Regions from separate parts of the Homo sapiens genome. Here region 2 is linked to region 1. The links are chromatin loops, found by intact Hi-C in ENCODE. Cell type or tissue: CD14-positive monocyte. All regions are shown on one strand. Links, peaks and the distances in the headings refer to the core of each region. The heading gives the core; the rest is flanking DNA.

Evidence for each region. Peaks named below come from ENCODE experiments on the same cell type or tissue, not always from the same donor. Only the 100,000 strongest peaks of a DNase experiment are listed, where the experiment ranks them.
Region 2: it touches region 1 in a loop (2.2-fold over the local background); 2 of 110 quality-filtered maps call a loop at or near these places.

Annotation. Positions count from the first base shown.
Region 1 is chr4:90,021,627-90,030,433 of GRCh38, reverse strand. No RefSeq gene overlaps it. Among named protein-coding and RNA genes, the nearest start is that of CCSER1, 100 kb to the left of the region's middle. In CD14-positive monocyte, for the core only: CTCF peaks have their summits at 4,821 and 5,052; a DNase peak (open chromatin) is centred at 2,683; H3K27ac peaks cover 621 bases.
Region 2 is chr4:90,074,340-90,083,146 of GRCh38, reverse strand. LOC105377331 (a long non-coding RNA gene) reads left to right here and starts at 8,325. Exons shown (of 4, transcript XR_939000.3): 1 at 8,325-8,384. In CD14-positive monocyte, for the core only: no CTCF peak of the experiment used is centred there; a DNase peak (open chromatin) is centred at 4,486; H3K27ac peaks cover 1,621 bases.

The sequences.
Region 1 (8,807 bases), core at 525-8,524:
TTTTTGGCTCACATGTCGCTCTGCTATTGGAAGGAGATGGGTAGATAAAGCAAAAGGTCTTCGGTGACCAGTATTGGTTTCTCGCCAGGGCCAGCTTCATGGGACTGTAACCTGTGCAGTGCCATTTGATTTAATACTCAGCTGTCTCCATCTCAGAATTATTAATCATTTTTAAACAGGGGACTTCATGTATTCATTTTGTACTAGGCTCACAAATTAATGAAGCTAGTCCAGGTTCTCATTAATGTGAACTTTTGTTCCATATTACATTTCCCAAATAGCATGGAATATGTATTTTTTGTTTGCTTCGCTTGTTTTTAGAACAAACAAATGACTTTTTAAATCACTTACCAAAGGAAGCAGAGCAAACAATTAAACTACGCCAGCACTGAATATGTTTCAGGCTTTGTGTTTATTTTATTTGCTTTTTGTTTGTTAAAATTTTAAATCTTTTAAAAAATAAAGCAGTAACAGAAAAAAATAACTTTTCCACTGAATCTGGAGAAATATATCAGTAAGCAGAGAATATTTATTTTCAAACTAAAAAGAGTAAAACCTCTGGAGTTAATGCTACATTTGTCCAAAAGTTGTCCTTAAAATTAGGTTTCAGGTGGAGGCTGGTAAATTGAGGAGAGATAAGTAAGTGCTTTTCTGAGGTTTAAGCGCTTACCACATGCAGAGGTGGAATAAATCATTTATAAGCTTTGTGACTTTGGGTAAATTAGTTAACCTCTCTGTGTCTCAATTTCCCTCAGTAAAATAGAGATAGCAGCAAAACTTTTCTTGTGAGACTATTTAATAAATAATGAGCTATTATATGTACAACACTTAACATAACACTTGGCAAAAAGGAAGCACTTGATACTTTGAAATATAATTATTCCCAAATGCACCTAGTACATTCTCTTGTATATGTTAGGAGATAAAAGAAATATTAATTGAATTGTTAAATTTTAAAAAACTGAGAATATATCAAGATGTATCCAAGAAAAACTTTGTACTGACAAACTGTATGGAACATTTTCTTCTCTACTTTATTTGTTGTATTAGTCTTTCAATAGTGACTCAGTAAACTGGGACCTTAGATGATTAACATTTTTTCTTTGCCTATAATGCCCTTAGATTTTCTTAAAAGAAACTATACATAAATTCCTAGACATCAGCCAATAATATTCTTCCTCTTTTAATCATTTGTATTAGTTTTTAAAATTTAAAAAAATTAGGAGCCACTCTTCAACGAAAGTATTATTTTTAGATCTCAAATTTATAAAGTTGACTCGTATATACAATTACTAATTGAAATATGTTTGTGTGTGGCCTTCATTACTCTGTGTAGAATAAGAACAACTTAAGACCATACACTGATAAGAAATATCAAATATCAAGACCCAGTTAATAAAGGGTGCTGGATAACTGGTTATCAGTCAACCTTTGTATGTGGGTATGGGATTTGTTGTAAAGGCTTTGAAAGCACAAAGCCTCCAAGGCAAATGAGAATAATAATCATAATCCCAATCATAAGCCTAATAACACAGGGGTGATTAAATATTACTCTCTGGGGAAGAAATAGATTGATTCTTTCTCATAAAGAGGGTAAGACACATTTCCCACAAATATGGCATAAAATATATGGCTAAAGTTGGGTTTCGAGCGGAGGCTGGTAAATTGAGGAGAGATAATTAACTGCTTCTCTGAGGTTTGAGCACTTACCACATGCAGAGGTGGTTATATTGACTAAGCATCTAATTTGGTATTAGCACATTTTAGCTGCTGAATAGATGTGACCTCCCTTTTGTTTCCAATCTGCTAGCAACCACCTAGTTAGATTCTATCATCACACCTCCTGTCACCACTACCAACAATCCCCTTCCATCAACCTTAAGGTACACTCCCATATTTAAATAGCAGACATCCATGAACCTGGAGCCTTCTGAATGATGGCTGTGGAAGAGGTCACCTGTACCTGCAGTCCTCCACTCTGCCTTTCTCTGCCCTCAGCCAGCTCCATTTCTTTAATTATAAACTATTTTAGTTCTTCTGGTTTCTTTTGTAAATTATTGCCTATGAATGCTGCACTCTTCTTCTGCATGTGTGCAATGAACTCAGAAAGTCACTAAAGGCTGAAAATCAGTATTTATTCACACATCTATTGCAAAACCCATTTTTACCCACATTTTTTTCATTTGACCATTGTTTAGGAAGAAACAATGTTGTGTCATCTCTTGTAAAAAGAAAATTATCACATTGTAATTGTACTATTGAATCATTAACACAAAATCATTCACATAGAAGCTAACAAATAATTACTTCAGTGTAACAGGTTTAGTTTGCACCAAGGCAGATTAGGACAGAAATAATATGTCTGTATTATCCACTATCTTCAAAGATCAAGAAACTGGATAAACACGAATACCTCAAAATAATAAAAATAATATAAAAGCTACCCAGGTAACAAAAATATTATTTTTTTCAGCTCTTTCAGGTGACTGTGTTAATTGACTTGGTTTATCCACTTGGTCCACACATCCTGAGTGATCAAAAAGAAAACAGGTACAATAATAATTTTTAAAAATGTAATGATTAAAATGGTAAACGCATTTAGTTAATTGGTGCAGTCATCAATGTTTATGTTCTAGTTCTGCTTTATTTCAAGACGAATCATTTACTGGAAACCCCCAGTAAATTCATACCTTAAGGAACCACAAGTTTATCTTCACTTCCTTATTACTAAAGGAGAAGTCAATTGCTGCACATTTGAAAATGTCTCTATAAGTCAGACTAGCATAAATTAAAATATATGCATCAAATTATATAACCAATTTAAAGTAGGGCATAGAAATATAAGCCAGGCTTTGTTGTTGTTGTTTTCTTTTGTTTTTTGTTTGTTTTGGGAAAGGAAGTAAACTAAGACCTAAAGATGAGAGATTGGTTAGGATAGGTCCAACATACATATTTTTAAAAATTAGAAGCACTGAGTCCTTATCTTATATCTCCTCCTTTAGGCCTTGTTGCTCAATGTATGTCCTATAATTTTATATTAATTTTCAGTGATACCGATGAGTTTTTCAAGTAAAATGAAATATACGTAAGATTTTTAGATATGCATTCAGTAAACTATGATACTATAACCCAGTTGAGTAAATGGAGAAAGAAGAAAGAAAAAGGAAGAAAAGGAGAGGAGGACAAGGAGAAGGAAAACAAGTCATGGCTCCAGGGAAGCATTGTTCTGACACTGATGTGTGTCAGCTAAGTAGGAAACAATGCAAGACAGATGTACTCAAGGGTGCACAATCTGTTTCTTTATAAGGTACTCAACTTTCCTGATGATTCCATGTGAGCATAATCTCCCTCTCTCTGTTTCCTTTTTCTATGTAACATTCCAGCTCCTCGATGTTAAACAGAGTCAATATTTTAAGACTGTGTGTAGTTTCCATTTTATTTGAAAAAGAGACACAAAAGCATTAAAATACTATGGGCTGCAGGGCACTAGTTATTTATAAAAATTAATACTTATTAGTTATACTCAGAGGTTAACTAAAGCTATATATAAACATGTAAGTTTTGAGACTATCAACAATTTTAATTACTTAAGATGTTTAGAGTTGACAAAATGTTTGGTGTCAATGATAGTAACCCCAGCGGTCTTGCATTCACTAACATTGGAGGGAATCAAATTGGGGTTACCCTAGGAAAAGACTTTTCTTGGGGAAAAAATAACTCCTTATGAACAGAAATAGTCTTATATTCTCAGAGTCCTTTTGCTTCTTTTGTCTAGAGCCTTGTCTCTCCTGATACTGTAATCACATTTAATTATCTTTGCTTGAGTATTTAAAAAATAGCAGAACCTAAACCTTGAATGAACTCATTACTTACATTCTTATTACTATTTTTCTGTATTTGAAGTTAAAATAACGTATTTTTTAAAAGTAAGACCAAAGTGTCCTGATTTAAACAATTCGGTAATAAAATATTACTTGTGGCTCTTATTCCATATACACCAAATTTGGAATAACCAGTATCAATTATCAATCATCTTGACTTACTCCATCATAATTTTTTAAAAGCTGATATAGCATGTAAACTTACATTTCTGAGTTTTTGCTTGGTTTTGGTGCATATCAGGTGTACAGTGGCTTATACAAAATTTTTTAAATTTATGCTGCTGGAGATGGATATTAGCATATGAGCCTGTGACTTCTGCTTTTTAACAGTACTTTTCCATTTTAAAAGCATAACCTTTAGATGTGTGCAGACACCACATATCTGCAATTATATAATTACTTGATGCATATGCATAATGTTGAAATTACAGATGCTCCTCTATGCTCATTTAGCTGAGAGTGTGAAAAACACCATGGTTCCGTCAGTTCATTGAAAGTAGCTAGAAGATTAAAATGTTCACAGGTGTTCTTAAGCCACTAACCAAAATGGTCAATAGACTAATTTTTATTGCTTCAGTCCAACTCACTTTGTTTAAAAATGTTCTCTCAGAAACATTTTAATTTCTGCCCAAATTAGATATTCAGCATATGTGTTCATATTAACTTTAGACTAAAGCATAGATTAATAGTTTGAATTTTTGTTAAATAAATAAATGTTAGGTGACCACTTTTTTTTTTTTTTTTGCTAACTCTAGGTCCAGAATTGAATATCAAAAGCAGAAATACCAGACCAAAATATAATCAGAACAAAATAAGGGGTAAAATTTTCAGCCAAATTTTGCAGAGCAAAATAGATATTTTAAATTGATGTTGTGGTTTAGTGATGGTAGTATTCGAGTCTATTTTGATTTTCATTTAGACATGAGATATTTAAGAGAAAATGTTAATATGGGATGTGGTGTTGGTGGTTTTTTTATTTTTTCGGTTAGACTCAGTTCAAATAAGGTAAGATCTTACAGAACCAAATATGGCTTTTTTCTTTTCTTTTTCTTTTTCTTTTTAAATTTCCTTTTGGTAGATTAGAAGAAACAAAGGATATGCATATGTGCCCTCTGCTGGCAAAGTAAAAATCATGACCATTTTCTAGAGACAATAAAAACAAAATCCTGGAAGCAGAACAGTGCATTATATTCAAAGATGTTTTACAGAAGGAGCAAAACAGATTTGAATTAATTAAGTAAATGTCTTAAAAGGACTGAAGACAAGTTTGGTATTGTGGTTTATAGCAAAGCTAAATGAAGTTCTTGAAAAATTAGAATGTTGTTTTTTAGTCTTAAAATTGTTATATTAATTTGTTGAAAATAATGAAACTGTAACATCTAGTTTGGTAAATTCCATTAAGGTTTTCAGAGACAAAATAAAGCTAGATTACTTTGTGAGAGTAATTCAAGCTTTCTAGGCCTCTAACAATAATTATAGTGCATTTGCCTCTCAATCTTAAATACTGGATAAATTTTCTATTCATAGAATTAATAGAATACTGGTATTTTGAACTAAACTGCACTGCTTTAACATTTTCATCCTCTTAAAATCTTGAAAAATAATACTTGAAATGAATTTGTATAACCTTATCAAATTGAAGAAGCACGAAGATTTTTAAAAACAAAGGCTTCATAAAATTAATCTACCCCAGAAATTTTGTAAAAAATCAACAAATGTTTTCCAAACTGAAAACATTTGCAGACAATAAATAAGAAATAAGGATATAATCAATGCATTAGTGTCAACTCAGGAGAATGTAACAAATGATGCCCTGAAGAGTTCATCTGAGGCCTGGTGTTTGTCTATCTTCTTATCAAGTGTCAGGATGATAAAACATAGAACATACTCTTTAAATCTGAAACTGGCTTTAAGGAGCCAAAGATTGATTCAGTCCCAACATGGAGAATGATGTTTTGGAGGTAAAAAGTACCTCAGGAGTTAATCTACCCAAACTTTCTTATTGTATAAAGGAGGAAACTGAGGCCCAAAAAGATTAGAGGAAACTACAGTTAAGCAAAAAAAAAAAAAAAAAACAGAGACAGAATAAAGTTCAATTAAGACAAGTATGGTGCTGTATGTTAGAGAAGAAAAACAAAAATATCCCATAAGTCCAACAGAAAAATGGCTTAGGAGCATAGCTCACAACAAGTTGACCGTGAATCACTAATATGAGGGGAAAGTATAAAATTTTTATTAAAAAATACAATAAAATACTGAAGAGAATTCAGAAAAGGCAGTAAAATGTATAGCAAAAAATATAATAGGTGTAAATAAGGGTCAGATAATTTATTCCTTATGCTACTACCAATTAGTTATAACTCGATCAGTTACTTAATCAATCTGTCACTTTCTAAATATGTAAAGTAAATTGGTCATTCACATGACTGTCTCCTATTGACTTTTAATGAACTGCACAGTATTGGCTGGCACACACACTAAAAGTGGGCTTCTTCTACATATGAGCGGCACACACAATGATACATAGATGATTCTTAAAACTATATACTATAAATGTAGTTAAAACTATATAATTTTACAAATTTGACAAATATTCACAAAACTAATTATTGGGCTAGAAAGAAAGTAAGGATGTTGTGATGGTTAAGGTTGAATGTCAACTCGATTGGATTGATGGATGCAAAGTATTGTTCCTGGGTGTGTCTGTGAGGGTGTTGCTAAAGGAGATTAACATTTGAGTCAGTGGACTGGGAGAAACAGACCCACACTCAATCTGGGTGGGCACCATCTAATCAGCTGCCAGCATGGCTAGAATAAAAGGAGGCAGAAGACTTTGGAAGGACTAGACTGGCTGAGTCTTCCGGCCTTTATCTTTCTCCCATGCTGGATGCTTCCTGCCCTAGAACAGTGGACTCCAAGTTCTTCAGCTTTTGGAATCTTGGACTTACATCAATGGTTTGCCAGGGGCTCTCAGGCCTTCAGCCACAGACTGAAGGCTGCACAATCGGCTTCCCTACTTTTGAGGTTTTGGGACTTGGAGTGACTTCCTTGCTACTCAGCTTGCAGACAGCCTGTTGTGGGATTTCACTTTACGATCATTTGAGTCAATTATCTTTAAACTCCCTTTCATAAATACCTCTGTCCCAATAGTCCTGTTCCTCTAGAGAACCATGACTAATACAGATGTTTTTAGAGAATGTGGGGTAAGGGAGACAAAATAGAAAAGAAGAAATCTTTTTTCAATGTGACTATGCTCTTTTTTCATCACAGTTTAGTCACTAGAATATCAAATACGCCCAGTCTCTCATTTTAAATAGGAATAATTGGAAATGCAAAGAGTTAAGTGATCTGGTTAAAGTTAAAAGTTAGCAAATATCAAAGCTGTAGAACCCATGTGTGAGTTATTTATATTATCCTTAATAAATTAACAAGCTTTTCTCCATTACTGTGGCTAGAATGATAGGATTGAAGACAAGGGAAGTTAATTCCAGTCTGTCTACCCTCTTATAAATAAAAGAAAACCCACAATGACTTAGCATTTATTTGACCATCAGTTTCTTATATTTTAATTTTAAAGTTATTTTTTTCATTTTCACTTCACTTGCATATTTTCTTAATGGCATTGGACATTTATTTTTGTTAGTTACAGCTATAGCTAATTTTTGAATGTTAGATGAATCTTCTAAGAGAAAATAGTGGAGTATATTTTACAGAGATATATTGAATTTCCTAAATGGCCACATTAAAAGTCATGCAGAGCAAAGAAGACAGTAACACTGATGTTCATTAGTAGATTTATTTATTAGTAGCCTAGCAGCTTTAACAGACATCCAATCCATTCAGATATTATGTTTATGTTTTCTTAGAAAAAAATTGAAACACTAATCTGCCAAAAAGTGATATTGAAGAGATACACAATGATTTTAATATATGTAGGAAGTATACGTATAATACAGAAAATATTCAGAACACAGAAGCATGCCAATTTTGTAAGTAAAAAGTCATAAAAGGCCATTTGCCAGATGGAAGGGTAGTGCAGCAAGATGTAAAAGTGTCTGAGGTAAGGAAATACAGCAAGAGACATGACACAGTTGATCAGAAAAAGGACCATAAAGATGAAGTTTAAGCTCTTATGAATATAACAAAAATAAGGTCAACTTGTACACCAAATTAAGGACATAGAAATTCAAGGGGTGACTGTTTAGTTATTAGGTGGCAAATGCATAAAAAAGAAAATTACAGATATAACAATTGGTATACATGTTCTTTGAGAATATGTTAGAAAGGGTGAAAGCCAAATTTGAAATAATGTGAAAAACCTGTTAATAGACAGAGGGTACCTAACCAAGGCACCATCAGATCATCAGAATTGCAGGCTATCCATGTCATTTGCAATGAGCCTTAAATTGTTGTAAACTTTAAGTAACATTGATGTAAAGGGAAGTAATGACTACTATGAGGGACCAAAAGCCAAAAACTCAGTTGTAATTCTTCCACTTATATATAGGGCTGAAGTCTCTAGAATATAGTTAGACTTCCTCTGAAGGATAAGGAGAGTTTTGGATGGAGTGAGATGCCCTCGTGGTACTATGCTTTATTTTCAGGAAGAGAAAACAGACAAGTCTTACTGCCACTGGAAATCTTGCTAGTGGCCTCCCTTATAGGGCTACTTCCAGTTTGCTGTGTGAAGGCAATGTGACTATGCTCTTTAACCTCACTTTGAATATCCAGGAAGTGCTCTGGGGTGAGTGGCAGTCCCATGCCATTATTAAGATAAAGAATTCTGGGGTTTTTTTGTTTTTTCATTTTTTTCCATTTTCTAGGTTATTTTGTTTTCCTATGAAATCTAGTGGTGCAGAGTAGTTAGTTATAATACTCGCTGATGCTTTGCATTTTCAAGCAAGGTAAGATTCTATAGTCAGAGGT
Region 2 (8,807 bases), core at 553-8,552, 53 kb before region 1:
TGTATTTTTAATAGAGATGGGGTTTCACCATGTTGGCCAGGCTGGTCTCGAACTCCTGACCTCAGGTGATCCGACTGCCTCTGCCTCCCAAAGTGCTGGGATTACAGGCGTGAGCCACGGCACTTGGCCCATATCTAGTCTTTCAAGAGCCAGCAAAGCCTGTCTGTAAGATGTTGGATGATAAGGTACCTTTTCAACAAATCATTTAATTCATGGAGATCATTCTTTTGGAGCATTAGAATTTATGTATAATTGAAGCACTCCACCTAGAAAATTGATACTAGCACCCACTTGTATTCTGATGGTGACAAAACACAGACTCAAAATAATCTCATTTTTCTGTTTTAAATTTCAAAATTACTTTATTTCTACTACTATTATCTACTGTTTACATTGCAAACACTATTCTATGCATTATATGCACAATAGCCTAGAACTAATCTTGCAAGATATACATAGCCTATCCTCAAAATAACCTTACAAGACAGATACCATTAACATTTGCAAATACTGAGCCTCAGAGGGATTCAAACTTTGCCTGTAATTACCCAACTTATAACTGGCAGAACTACTATGAACCTGAATCCACAAGTTATTAAAATTCCCTCAAATTTTCATTTTCTCATAAGTTGTAATTTGGTCCTAGCTAAGAAAAACTAAAATAATGCCATAAAAGCATAAGGTTTTTTACATTAACCAGACCAGGAGTTATGGTGTAGTGGTAGAAGTAGTAAAAGCAAAACCTGAATTGCAGAAAGCTAGAACAAAGAATAGGTAATGAAATAGCTAAAGCATGAGTAAAAATCTCCTCCAAGAAGCATGGCTTTGTAGAGATTATATGGTAGCTAGAGATGCAGCTTGGATCCAAGAAAGCTATTTGTAGTTGTGTATGAATTTTATTGTGTTTTGCTTTTGTAAAAGTAGAGTAGGCCATGCCTGTATCCTGATTCAAAGGATTCCCTAGAGAGAAAGAGACTGAAGAATAGAGAAACAGAAGGAAAAGTTAATGAAGCAAGATCTTTAAGAAGACAGAAAAGAATGAAATGTAGCAAATCTTTGGTACAAAGTTATACTGCTTCACTGCAGCGCTTCTAAATGAAAGGTTACCGCACCAGCGGTTCAGCCTCACTTGAGAATTATTAGCTTTGCAAATTATCAAGCTCCATTCAAGACTTGCTAAACCAGAAATTCTCCGGTAGGACCCAGCAATCTAAGGTTTAACAAGCCTTCCAGGTGATTCTCACCTATACTAAAGTTAGCAGACCACTGCTGCATTGTGTTAACAGGCAAGAAAAAAGCCAGGTGCAAATGGATGTGGACTTACAGGGATTCAGCAGAGAAAGTTTTGGTGGAGTTTCCATCTATTGTATCTCTCAGTCATTAGGCATTTTCTACCTTCAGGACCTACTCTTTCCACACTCCGTCTCCCCACCCAGCAAAAAGGCAAGAATTTTAGCTGGCTTCTCTTTCAAAATGAAGTCTCAAAAGAGGATGGGAAGCAATCGCGATCAAAGCCCAAGGACTTCCAGACCGGGTTACACAACCATCAGGTCAGCAGGGGCAGAGCAGAGTAGGTCCCAAAACCCATGGCAGATCCTAGGGTGACTTTTCTTTTTAAGTTAAGTGCTATCTTAGAAAGGAGAGAAGGTTAGTTTAGTCTGAAAGTCAGAGAATTGTTATCTAAAGAGATTAAACCCTGCATTAAACACTATTACGTGTTTGCTCAAATTATGTTTAAAATGAATTTGGGCAATCTCCCCGCCCCCAACCCGGCCCACCCCTGCTGCAACAACACAGAAAGTTCAGGTTTCAAGTTCAGACTGGTAGTAGACAAAAATAAGCAGACTATATTTTTGCTTTAGATTTAAATGTAGTGTGAGTAAATCTGTGACACCATTTTCTATATTTAAGCAAGTAACTTAAATAAATTAGAGGGGAAAAAAAGAGATGCAATGTTCAAGCTAATGTATATTTCACCATGATATTCTCGGCAAAATTATTAATATAGGTTTATTATGTATTATATAATGAACATAAAAATCCTTTAGAGGGTGAAAATGTATTTTTTTCTGTGACAGAAGAATATGCATTAAAATGCAGAAGAGAATGGAAACTGCCTGAATCAATTAATTTAACTTAAAAATTAGTCAAATACATTTTAAGGAAGATAAATAGCGTAAATACTATGATATATGTAACAAATTTGCTAAGTAAAAAGCCTTTTTTGTGTACTGTGATATGATGTATATGTTAATACTCAACATAGAAGACCATCTGGTTTTTTAGACTTGTGTTATATACACGTATGATATCCATACCAATTAAATGGTTACACATGTTTGATGTGTGTAATGGATGTTAACTTACAAGCAAGTTCTATACAGAAAGAAACAAAACCAACAGTGTCCAAAGCAGGATATTTCTAGAAAAACACTGCAGAAATTATAGGAAGAAGGGAATGCCAGATTGCAAAATTGAAGGGATTGTCTGTTGCCCAAGAAAAAACAGCATTTTAAAACAAAAACCCAATTTTAAAAAAGATGTTTCTGTATCAGAACAGAGTATTTAAGTGTAAGCATGTCTTCTTTGTAACCACAAAGGTAAATTTCATATACAACTTGACCACCATTTACTTTCTCTCTCCTTGACTTCATATTAATTTGCTACATTTGATTTTTTATCAGCTTAGGTGATTTATAATGAATTTATAATTGCATTTGTGATGTAATGGGTTGGACAATTCTGATAACAGAAAAATTATGTTATCTAAACGAGACAATAAAATTATATGTTGGTAATGAGAATGAGATTTTGCTTGTACCATTTTGTACCCTGCTGCAATCTTGCATCAAGCTCCTTTGAGTTACACATGCAACTCCTATTACCACTAATTGCAGTTTCACTACACAGACACATCAAAAGAAAAGAAACAGACCTCCTTTGTGCTGTGGGTTTTGTAATCCTTTTTATATTGTATAATGAGATCCCATTCTTCTTTCACATTTTAGGTACCGGATGTTCTTATTCCAATATTTACCTATTTCTAGTTTTCCTTTATTCTTTGAAATTCCTGGAAATGTTCAGATAGATGTATTAAAATGAAAATAGTTAATTATACTTTTCAGAATATGCTTGATTCTAAAATGAAAAGAAAACCTTGTGAAGGCATATATCTTTTTATCTTTAGAATTAATATAGTTGTAAACACAATCTAGAAATTGAGATCCATATAGGAATTTAATAATGTAAAAATGCTCAAAAATTACTTCAAGATTTGTGGTCATACGGATGTAATCTTTTACTAGTTTGAAATATAATAATTATTTAAACAATATTATGGTTCACATGCAGAGTATTGAAATCAGGGTACCTCAGCTCTGTTGTTAGGCTATGCCCTTATCCTTTCTGAAAATTCTCAGGCTTTGGTACACATAAATAAAATCTGTACTCTACGGAACCTTTCAGTATCAATGAGATATCACATATACAGGAAAGGCAGGCATGCATGTCCCTCCATACCTGCTCTGCCATGTTCCCCATCAGAGATGGTACCACCGCCCATTCTATTGCACAGGCCAGAAACCTAATAGTCATCCCTTCCACCCCTATTTCCTCTGCTCTTTGTTCCACCTCTATTATAGACTCTGAGTAGTTTTACCTTCTAAAGAGCTCGTGATTTCAACAACTTTTCTTATCACCATAATCAAAGGTTAGCAAAGTTCCTTTGGCTTCATTTCTGGACTGTTGCAGAGACTCCAAAGTGGGATGTCTCTATCCGGTTGACCCATTTCTCTCTTCTCTTCACATTGAAAATATGTCTTGCTGAAAACTCAAACATCAAAACTCAAACTTCTTTCCTGATTAAAATATTTCAATGGTTCCTCATTACTTTTCAGATAAAGTCGAATTTCCTACAAGCCTCTAGCCTGGCCTGCTTCTCCGCCAAGTGTTGCACTGAACTGCGCTGGCTCTTTGGGCTGGTCTTTTCTCCTTTTTTCCTATTTGGCATGCTCTGCCCGACCACAGGCCTTGGCACACACTTCCTCTTCTACCTGAAGCTTGTTGCTGCCCCCTTTCCCAACATATAGGTGCACATGTGTCCACACACATACTCCTTTAGAACCTCATTCATTCTTCAGATTTGCAGTACAAATCTTACTCCCTCAAATATCTGTGATTTCTCATATCAGGTAAAATACTTTCTCCTAGTACTCTGTACTTCTCAGGAGTCCTTCTTTCACTTCTTTTAACAAACATTTAATGAATAATTAAATGATGGGATAAGTAGGCATGATTCCAGGCACTGGGGAGCAATAGTCAATTAGATAAGATCCTTGATCTTAGGGGCTTCTGTCCTAGTGGAACACATGCAAAAAATAAACCAAAAAGCAACTCAACAAACAAATAAGTGCTATGATGAAACTATAATAGGATAGAGTGGTAATGACTATTGAGGGGAAGGATCTCCTCTAGGGAGAGATTTTGCTGATACTTGAATTATGAGTCAGTTCCATTTCCTTATTTGGTAGGTAGATTAACTCTTATTTATCTGTCAACTTGAAACTCCATGACAGAAGTAGCTATGGCAATTTGCCCAGTAATTCTATAACTTAGAAGGTACTCTGGAAATATTTCTGAATAAATAAATAAATGGAAATATCAAAAGTTTTAGCTCAAGCCTATCTGAATTCAAGTCTTGGTTCTCATCTTCAGCTTGGTCAAATTACTAACCGCCCCCATCTTCAATTTCCTCATTCTACCGATGAGAATAATAATGTCTGTCAATCAATTAAATTATTATATATATCTCAGCCACCAGCTTATGATTTTAACTATCGTAAATCCAAAGGTGTGTGTTCCTAATTTGGTGTTTCTCCTCTTATGTCTGAATCAAGAAGATTTTTGTTTTTAAATTCAATGACAGCCCCTAGCATTTAGTTTTCTCATTTGTTAATTAAAATAACAATACCTATGTCTCATGATTGTTTTGAGAAATGAATGAGGCATTAACCTATTAAGAATCTTAGTTCAGTTTCTGGAGTGGTAGAGACAAATTTTTATGTTATTTTATTATAAAAAGTACATCAGAGTAGTACACAAGAGTAAAAGCAGTACACAAGTTCACAGAATTATTACTAGACAACAGTTTTTAAAATGATTTTGCTATAAAAAGAAATAACTAATTTAGATTCTTACAGTGTATATACAGTGTGTGTATTTATATATATATATGTACTTCCTGAGGGAATATCATACATACTAATATTTATATGGTGTTTACAAAACTCTTCTGTAAATATTCTTTCATTAGACCCTCAATAAGAAACTTGGAAGGCAAGTATTGCAAGTCATAAGGAACCTCGTTTTGAAAGAGCTAAAAGGCAGTGGCCAGACTCTTAGGTTACATGCCTTATCCTGTTACTAACCATAAGCAGTGCCCTGATTTGTCAGCAGGTGTTGGTACTGAGGGTTCAACTCTCAGCTGCTGGAGAGGCAGAGAAAAGGAAAGGAAAGGTAACCTCATTGCTACTTCCAGAGTATGGTACTGGCAACATGATCAGTTGGTGAGGGAAGATAGATTTTTACCTTCACATTCCCTTAGTCTTTTACAGTTCACTGCCTAAGCCTGCTTGAAACTCTACATTTACTTAATCCTTCCAGCAGAGAACAATCACTGTGAGTTTTCCCACTGACATACTTTTATTTGCTGAGATTTCATTCTTTGCAGGTTGAGAATATAAAAATTTAAAGGGACAGACTTATAACTACTATAAATCACCTCCTTCATCCCACAGGAAAACAAAGTACCCTACCTCAAGAATTGTTTAAAAGTATTTCCAGAAAATGTATTCTACATAATATATAAATACTTTGAAAAAATGAAAATAAAACCAAGGAAAGAGCTAACCTTGCATTTTCACAGATCAAAATGTTCATTCAAGTAGTATTTGTTGAAAAATGGCAGTGTCTATGGCGTGAATGATGATATTCACCATACTCTGTGAAAATCTGATAAAAGCGTTTGGGATATGACTAAAATTTTTGTTTGACCGAATTTTGAGTTTCTATGATAATGTCAGTAAATCCCAATTAATCTCTAGTCTAACATTTTGTAAATATTTCCATTTAATACTGAATGCTTACGTTTCTGAAAATGAATTATTTGTACATTCGCTAACAGAGAACAAGTTGTAGGTGAATGAAATAGGACTAATGTTTTTATATTTATTCTCTAACGTTCTATGAATTAATGATTCTATGATACCTGATCATGTGGTTAAAATTCACAAATGTTTTATGTCTGTGATATTTCAATTTAGATACAAAGAAATTTAGGAATGATAATAATATTGCAATGTTCTCCACAAGCTAACACAAGAGAACTTTGGACAATTGGGTTTTCCTTGGTCCAGGCTGAATTTTAAAATGTCATGACAAGAATATGGCAAAGGTGAAGGATCCTTTCAGATGTAAGTAAGCTCCTAAATCAGTTGATTTTGAGTTCATCAAAAAGTAAGGAGATTATCCTGGGTGGGCTTGACTTAATCAGATGAAAGCCTTCAATTAGACCCTCCTAAAGACCTCCAGAAAATAAGCTACCCTCTTGTGACAGTGCCTGCAGGAGCCTCTGGGAGGCAAGTAGGGTCCCTTACTGATGACAGCATGGAAATGGGGACCTCAGTCCTACAACTGCAAGGAGCTGAATTCTACCAACAGCCATGTGAGCCTGAAAGAGAACTCTGAACCTAGGAAAGGAATGCAGCCTGAAGATACCTTGTTGGTCATTGAATGAGTCCAGGCTAAGCCATGCCTGGAATCCTGACCCTCAGAAACTGTAAAATAGTAAATGTATGTTGTTTTAGTCCATTTGAAAAAAAGAGCTATTAATGAGTTGTGACTCCTACATTAGCTATACCCACATAATTTCTTGGGTTTAATTACCACTTACTACACAGCCACTGTGTTTCAGGCAATATTCTAGATACTGAAGACTACGTGTTTTAGTGTAAATGAAACCATTAAATAACTCCGAGTGTTTCCTCTCTGATTCAGAATAACATAGTGCAAGTGTAGTAGTCTCTCCCTAATCTCTGCTACTTCACCCCAGCTTCACCCCTAACACATCCAAGCTCTCGGTCCCAGCATGATGAATGCCAGCCTCCAGAGCAGTCTTTTCCTCACTCAGTTAGGTAGAGTATATTTTTATAAAGGGGCAAAGCATAAGTAGCTTGTGTCCTGGGAATCACAACACAGACTTTTTACTGTCTCCTTATGTTGTTATTATTACTATTATTTTTGAGACTGAGTCTCGCTCTATCGCCCAGGCTGGAGTGCAGTGGCGCAATCTTGGCTCACTGCAACCTCTGCCTCCTGGGTTCAAGTGATTCTTGTGTCTTAGCCTCCCGAGTAGCTTGGATTATAGGCACCTGCTACCACACCCAGCGAATTTTTGTATTTTTAGTAGAGACGGGGTTTCGCCCTGTTGGCCAGGCTGGGCTCGAACTCCTGACCTCAGGTGATCCACCAGCCTCAGCCTTCCAAAGTGCTGGGATTACAGGCGTGAGCCACTGCACATGGCCTTTTTATGTTTATTTTTCCAACTTCTTAAAGTTCTACGTGTTACAAATTGCCTACTGGAGTTAGGATACTTATTTTTACTCTGATGTAATTTCCTTCTATGACTTAAAAGACTTACTTTCTTGTTCTAATTGCTCCAGACTTCCCTCTAAAGTCCAGTTTGTCTCCTTAGCAAGTCTTACTGGGTGAATTGCACTGAACCCCCTTGCCAGTGCTGGGACCTCTTTATTAAACCTGCCCTATTGCCTCTTCTGCTACCTCATGGTTGAAGGTTACTAATAAAGGCAAATCATTAGTAACAGCAAATATAATTCATTCATTCTTCAGTCTTTCATCCCCTGTCATTAGAAATTGCTCTTTACTTCCCTAAAAGACTGTGACAAGATGTTATCTTGGTAACATCAGACATCTTTGGTTCCAAAATTAATTTTGAGACAAGCTTGGGATATTTTAGTCCAGTCATTTCTGTGATAAAATGATATTTTTGAGATTTTAATCTAAGTTGTTTTCATTTTCTTCCTGTATTATCCGTTTCTTCCCTCTGCTCTCATCCACACAAAACATGGAGACCCCTGCATTTCTTTGCCTTAAAAGGCATTTGAAACAGACTAGAAAACAAAACCAAAAAAATGATATTTACTTCCCTTTTTGTCAATTTTGCCCCCGGAAAACATAAGTCTATATTAGAATCCCTAAGCAGAGTAATATGAAGTGAAAAGATTGTGTCTAAACTAGGAAGACATTTTCCAGGGCTGAGGTAAGGAGAGCTGAGAAGGCAAAGACTGCGAATCTTGGGAACAGAGCACGTGAGTCTTGCTTACCTGCAGTGCCACCAGGAAATTAGCATGTTCCCAGTGAGGAATGTGGGCAAAGGCTTTTAGCAAATGGGACCAAACATAGCCTCACAAACTGCCTGTGCTCCAAGAGCAGCATAGAGACACAGCATAGACATTCCTCTTTCTAGAGCTTTTGGCCAGCCCTTTCACCTGCCCGAATGCTCTCCCTTCTCTCAGCCTATCCATATCACACTCCTCTCAAGCCCCTCCTAATCCACTTAGCTTCTGTCTTAACCTCTGCCCTTGTGTATGATCACTCCACTGAACACCTCCCCAATTTTATTGGTGTCACTCATTCAGCACTTAATCCTACTGCCTGCTAGCCTGTCATCTAATGCTGTGTATTATTTTTCACTCATTTATCAATTTAAATTAAAATGCAAATTTTTTGAG